Linked DNA regions of Homo sapiens: region 1 is linked to region 2. A link is a loop called in an ENCODE intact Hi-C map of the cell type or tissue named here. Cell type or tissue: mammary epithelial cell. All regions are shown on one strand. Links, peaks and the distances in the headings refer to the core of each region. The heading gives the core; the rest is flanking DNA.

Evidence for each region. Hi-C counts contacts between places; a loop is a spot of excess contacts. Peaks named below come from ENCODE experiments on the same cell type or tissue, not always from the same donor. Only the 100,000 strongest peaks of a DNase experiment are listed, where the experiment ranks them.
Region 1: a loop joins it to region 2, with 4 times the contacts of the local background. A loop is called at or near these places in 1 of 110 quality-filtered maps.

What each region holds. Positions count from the first base shown.
Region 1 is chr6:158,212,978-158,215,890 of GRCh38, reverse strand. No RefSeq gene overlaps it. Among named protein-coding and RNA genes, the nearest start is that of GTF2H5, 46 kb to the right of the region's middle. In mammary epithelial cell, for the core only: a CTCF peak has its summit at 1,565 (motif pointing left); a DNase peak (open chromatin) is centred at 1,520.
Region 2 is chr6:158,783,146-158,786,058 of GRCh38, reverse strand. It overlaps EZR (ezrin), which reads left to right. Exons shown (of 14, transcript NM_001111077.2): 5 at 476-750; 6 at 1,332-1,415; 7 at 2,393-2,539. Among named protein-coding and RNA genes, the nearest start is that of MIR3918, 20 kb to the right of the region's middle. RefSeq lists an enhancer at 666-1,865. In mammary epithelial cell, for the core only: no CTCF peak of the experiment used is centred there; a DNase peak (open chromatin) is centred at 1,348; H3K27ac peaks cover 1,659 bases.

The sequences.
Region 1 (2,913 bases), core at 101-2,600, 570 kb after region 2:
GCTACATATGTGGTCCACATGTTAGGATATTGTGGTTTATTTGGAAAATAATTTTAGTCCAGAATCCTCTTTTTCCTGTAATGATTAAAATTATTTAAAATTATTTTTGCTAATGGGGATCTCCAGAGTGTCTGTGTAGCTTTTTATATATACCATGTAATAAAATGCTGCTACAAACTCTATATAACCATATATATATACACTATAGCTATATATATAGTTGTACAGGTTCTTTATAGACTTTTTTATATGGAAACATAAGGGTAAATTTGAAGTCTGAGGCCAAGAAAGCCTCGTAAACTTTTTTACATGGGTGGCATAAAAAGAAGAGAGGCTGGGTGCAGTGGCTCAAGCCTGTAATTTCAGCACTTTGGGAGGCCAAGGTGGGCAGATCACGAGGTCAAGAGATTGAGACCATCCTGGCCAACATGCTGAAACCCTGTCTCTACTAAAAATACAAAAATTAGCTGGGCGTGGTGGTGCACACCTGTAGTCCCAGCTACTCAGGAGGCTGAGGCAGGAGAATCACTTGAACCCGGGAGGTGGAGGTTGCAGTGAGCCGAGATGGCGCCACTGCACTCCAGCCTGGGTGACAGAGTGAGACTCCAGCCTGGGTGACAGATTGAGACTCCATCTAAAAAAAAATAAAAATAAAAATAAAAATAAATAGAAGAGAAACATATAAAGAGACTGTAACCTCCAAATATAGAAGTTTATAAGTTAGGAATTCATACTTTTTTTTTTTTTTTTTGAGATGGAGTTTCACTCTTGTTGCCCAGGCTGGAGTGCAATGGCGTGATCTTGGCTCCCGGGTTCAACCTCCACCTCCCGGTTCAAGCGATTTTCCTGCCTCAGCCTCCCAAGTAACTGGGATTACAGGCATGCGCCACCACACCCGGCTTATTTTGTATTTTTAGTTAGAGACAGGGTTTCTCCATGTGGGTCAGGCTGGTCTCGAACTCTTGACTTCAGGTGATCTGCCCTCCTCGGCCTCCCGAAGTGCTGGGATTAGAGGCATGAGCCACCACGCCCGGCCCAGCAATTTATACTTTTTTTTTTTTTTTTACCAATACAACATGAATGCATTATTTCTCTAGTGGAAATTAAGTCTGAAATCTGAAACAAATTCATTTATTCCAATGTACTGCTTCTAAGGGAAAAAGATAGATAGATAGATAGATGATAGATAGATAGATAGATAGATAGATAGATAGATAGATAGATAGATAGTTTGTAGCAGCATTTTATTTCCTTATTGCCCTACCATGACACAGAGAGCTAAGTAAGGACAAATTCTAGAGACATGGAAGGTCTGGCTCCCCCAGGGACCTTATCGATGTTTTTGTTTTGTTTTGTTTTGTTTTGTTTTGTTTTTTTGAGACAGAGTCTCACTATGTTGCCCAGGCTGGAGCAGTGGCTATTCATTGTGCCCTACAGCCTTGAACTGCTGGGCTGAAGCTATCCTCCCACTCTAGCCGCCCAAGTAGCTGAGACTGCAGGCGGGCTGGGCTCTGTGTCTGTGCTTTTAAACTCTTGCTGAGAGCTCCTCCTACTGGAATAACGCATTCAGTACCATGTCATATCAGACTGCATCACGATTCAAAATTTTAATACATGTAACACAGTGTTGCAGACTCACTACACCACAAATTCCTTCTTTGTGGCAGGGAAAAGATTTCACATTAACTGCTGATTTTTAAAAAATGCTTATCACCTCTTCCATTTACCTTATAATTGATCTGTACATTGAGATTTGGCTTAACATTTACATAGGGCTTATGACCTGCCTAGTACTATTCTAAGTGTTTAAATATAACTATTCACTTGATCCTTACAACAACCATGTAAAGGAGGTACTGCTAATCTTCGTTTCACAGGTGAGAAAGTGAGATACAGAAACGAAGTATTTTAAAAACTTGCCCAATGTCACACAGCTGGTAAATGACAGACTCAGAATTTGAGCCAAGGCAGTCTGACTCCAGACTCCAGTGCTCCTAATCACAGGTTATGCTGTCACAACTTGGAGTAACCAAAAAATGTCACCATATGTATTGAACACATTCTGAAGTGTTAAGAGTCAACGATGTCAAGATGATCTTTTAAAGTAGCTTTTGTTGTTGTTATTGAGATATAATTAACATATAATAAAATGAACAAAACTTAAGTGTTTAGTTGAATGAGTTTCACAAATGTATCCATGTGTGCAAACACCACCCACAATAAGAAATAGTTTATTTCCACCAATTTTGGAAGTTGCTCTATTACAATCAAACCTCACCCCTCTCCCTGCACCCCCACCTCTGAACACTACAGTTCTAATTTCCATCACCATAAATTATTCTTGTCTGTTTCTCGACTTCATATGAATTATACAATATGTATTCTTTTGTATCTGGCTTTGCTTTCTCACTATAATTTTTTTTTTTTTTTTTGAGGCAGAGTCTTGCTCTGTCGCCCAGGCTGGAGTGCAGTGGTGCAATCTCGGCTCACTGCAAGCTCCACCTCCCGGGTTCACACCATTCTCCTGCCTCAGCCTCCCGAGTAGCTGGGACTACAGGCGCCCGCCACCGCCCGGCTAATTTTTTGTATTTTTAGTAGAGACAAGGTTTCACCATGTTAGCTAGGATGGTCTCGATTTCTTGACCTCGTGATCTGCCCACCTCGGCCTCCTAAAGTGCTGGGATTACAGGCGTGAGCCACTGTGCCTGGCCTCACTATAATGTTTTTGATATGCATCCATGTGTTAATTCAACTTATTGAATTTGCTTCTGCAATTTGCATATTTGCTTCTGCAATTCCTCTGTTGATGGACTTTTTTTTTTTTTCTTGAGATGGAGACTCACTCTGTCGCCCAGGCTGGAGTGCAGTGGCGCAATTTCAGCTCGCTGCAACCTCCACCTCACGGGTACAAGC
Region 2 (2,913 bases), core at 208-2,707:
TTTAAGAAGAGACAGGGTCTTGCTCTGTCACCCAGGCTGGAGTGCAGTGGCGCCATCATAGCTCACTGCAGTCTCGAACTCCTGAGCTCCAGGGTTCCTCCTGCTCAGCTTCTTGAGTAACTGGGACTATAAGCATGCATCACCATCCCCAGCTAACTTTTTTTTAAAAAATGTTGTAGAGATGGGATCTCTTCTACGTTGCCCAGGCTGGTCTTAAACTCCTGGGCTCAAGTGATCCTCCTGCCTTGGCCTCCCAAAGCACTGGGATTATAGGCATGAGCCACCATGTCTGGCCTGTGGTAGCACTTTTGACTAACCTTTTTTTGTCTGGAGTGCTAAAAAGATGACTTTAAGAATAAATATCTCCTGAAAACTGGCTTGAGGGCCCCATTGAGTCTTGGTTAGAAGCCTGTGTTGGGGACAGTGGGCCTTCGTCTTCCGGATTTGTGTGGAGAGTGTGGCTTGTTTCGTGCAGGTGTCTGCCCAGGAGGTCAGGAAGGAGAATCCCCTCCAGTTCAAGTTCCGGGCCAAGTTCTACCCTGAAGATGTGGCTGAGGAGCTCATCCAGGACATCACCCAGAAACTTTTCTTCCTCCAAGTGAAGGAAGGAATCCTTAGCGATGAGATCTACTGCCCCCCTGAGACTGCCGTGCTCTTGGGGTCCTACGCTGTGCAGGCCAAGTTTGGGGACTACAACAAAGAAGTGCACAAGTCTGGGTACCTCAGCTCTGAGCGGCTGATCCCTCAAAGGTGAGCACAGGATGACCCGGCCTGGGCAGGAGCAGTCATGCCGTCCTCGGCAGGGAGAAGTGATTGCCTTAGAAGCACAGTTTAAAAACACAAGGACTTCGCCAGTGTCAAGTGCTCCTTCATGCTAGTCATTAAGTCACTGACCAGCGACCTGAAACATAGCCAGGGAAGGCGAGCTGCCATTCCTCATGGAAACTAAAGCGTGGCCGTGTCCTGTGGGACATGGCATAGCAAACTTCTCGACCTGACTGCTCAGCTCCTCCTGGGGTATGATAGGTTGCCCCTGTGAAATCTGTTTTTATTTAGTAATGGTCACAAAAATTACCCCATTTGGAAGAAGAGGCCACTTAAAATACCTCTTAGTTTTTCCAGCAGAACTGAGTTCTTGTTCAAAATGCTAAGTCTTCCAGATTAACTGTCATAAATAGAAATGCTGCACATCAGGAAATAGAAACCAAAGCTCTTTGGGATTGATTGATTTGAATGGAAAGTAAGGGTTTGAATGTGGGTGGTAAGTGGGCCTCCTTCCTTGCCTGTCACATTCCTTAAGGATGACAGTGCTGTTTCCTTTTGCATTCCAGAGTGATGGACCAGCACAAACTTACCAGGGACCAGTGGGAGGACCGGATCCAGGTGTGGCATGCGGAACACCGTGGGATGCTCAAGTGAGTGCTGTGCCCTGCTGTTGGGATCTTGCCATCTCCGTGCGCTCCAGCATGTCTTTTCCTGTGACTCTAGTTAGTGCTTTAAAGGGCTCTGTGTCAGGCCTTGTGAAGACCTTGAGGGAACCGAGTTAAAAGTGGGGTTTTCTTAGGGAAGAGGTTTTTTTTAAACAAAGCCAGGTGTCTTGCCTGGGGAAAGAAGCAGTTTAGCTCAAGCCTTCAGGTTCTAAAAGCTTACACCCTCCCTTTGTAGAAAGTGTTGTGTCTAAACTTCATCTTAGTCAGAGGGGCATTGTTCACCTGCAATCAGCATTATTCTGTCAAAGAGATGCTGGTTTGCTCATTATATGAAGGTACTTGTCTTACAAAGTGTATATAAATGAAAAAGGATCCCAAGTGAGAAATGCTGATGTCAGAGAACCTGGACGTGGGGCTGTTAATGTAAGACATGGCCGAGCCACCTGATTCTGGGTGTTCTCGTCCTAGAGCCTTGTCTCTGGCCTAGTCTTGCGAGTCTGCATTATTTCAGCCTCTGAAGTTTGTTTGAGGTTTGAGCCTCAGATTTTGTGCTTCAGGGTTTCCTGTCTGGCCCAAACATCCTTTATGGAAGGAAAACAACTCAAAGCCTATGAGGAGGGTTGTGGGAAGACATGTGTGGGCAAGAGAAAAAGGAGGATTGTGCTGAGTGATAAAACTTAAAAACCTGTTAGAGAAACCAGTGTGAATCAGTTCTTCTTCAAAGTGTGGGGTTTGGTGGTGAGGCTCCAGGGCAGCACGGACCCCACCCCAGGCATAGCTTCTGGGCTGTATGGGTCCCCTCCTCACCGGTCGGCTGCCCGGCCCCTGCCTGCCTGCACGCAGCACACAGCATTGAGCCCATCCTACACAAGGCGCCTTAATTTAAAAATACTGGAAAGGTTTTACTGTTCTAGATATTGAGTGCTACCAGTGACTCTGCCTGTTTCACTCTCCCCAATTAGAGATAATGCTATGTTGGAATACCTGAAGATTGCTCAGGACCTGGAAATGTATGGAATCAACTATTTCGAGATAAAAAACAAGAAAGGAACAGACCTTTGGCTTGGAGTTGATGCCCTTGGACTGAATATTTATGAGAAAGATGATAAGTGAGTTGAAGTTCACAGTTATCTTCAGTAGGTAGGGTGGTGGGCCTGGAAACAATGGCAAAATGGCAAATTTGTGGGTTATTTTTGAAGTATTTATTTAGCAACTTACTATCCCAAAGTAGGAAACTTTTTAAAGGGCTTTTGGACTGCTGTGGCCCTCTCAAAGGGTGGTCCAGAGGTGTGGGTTATCCTCTCTCATGGTGGGCGGGGCCGATAGTGGGCTCAGTCCTGGTAGAGGAAGGCAGAATAGAGCAGAGGCTGCCTCTCCTCCCCGCTGCCTCTGAGATTCCACCCCAGCTGCCTGCAGGTACCAGCACATCCATCCATAGCTACTTCGCAGGCAGCCCAGCCAGTGCTCGACTCCTGGCTCGAGG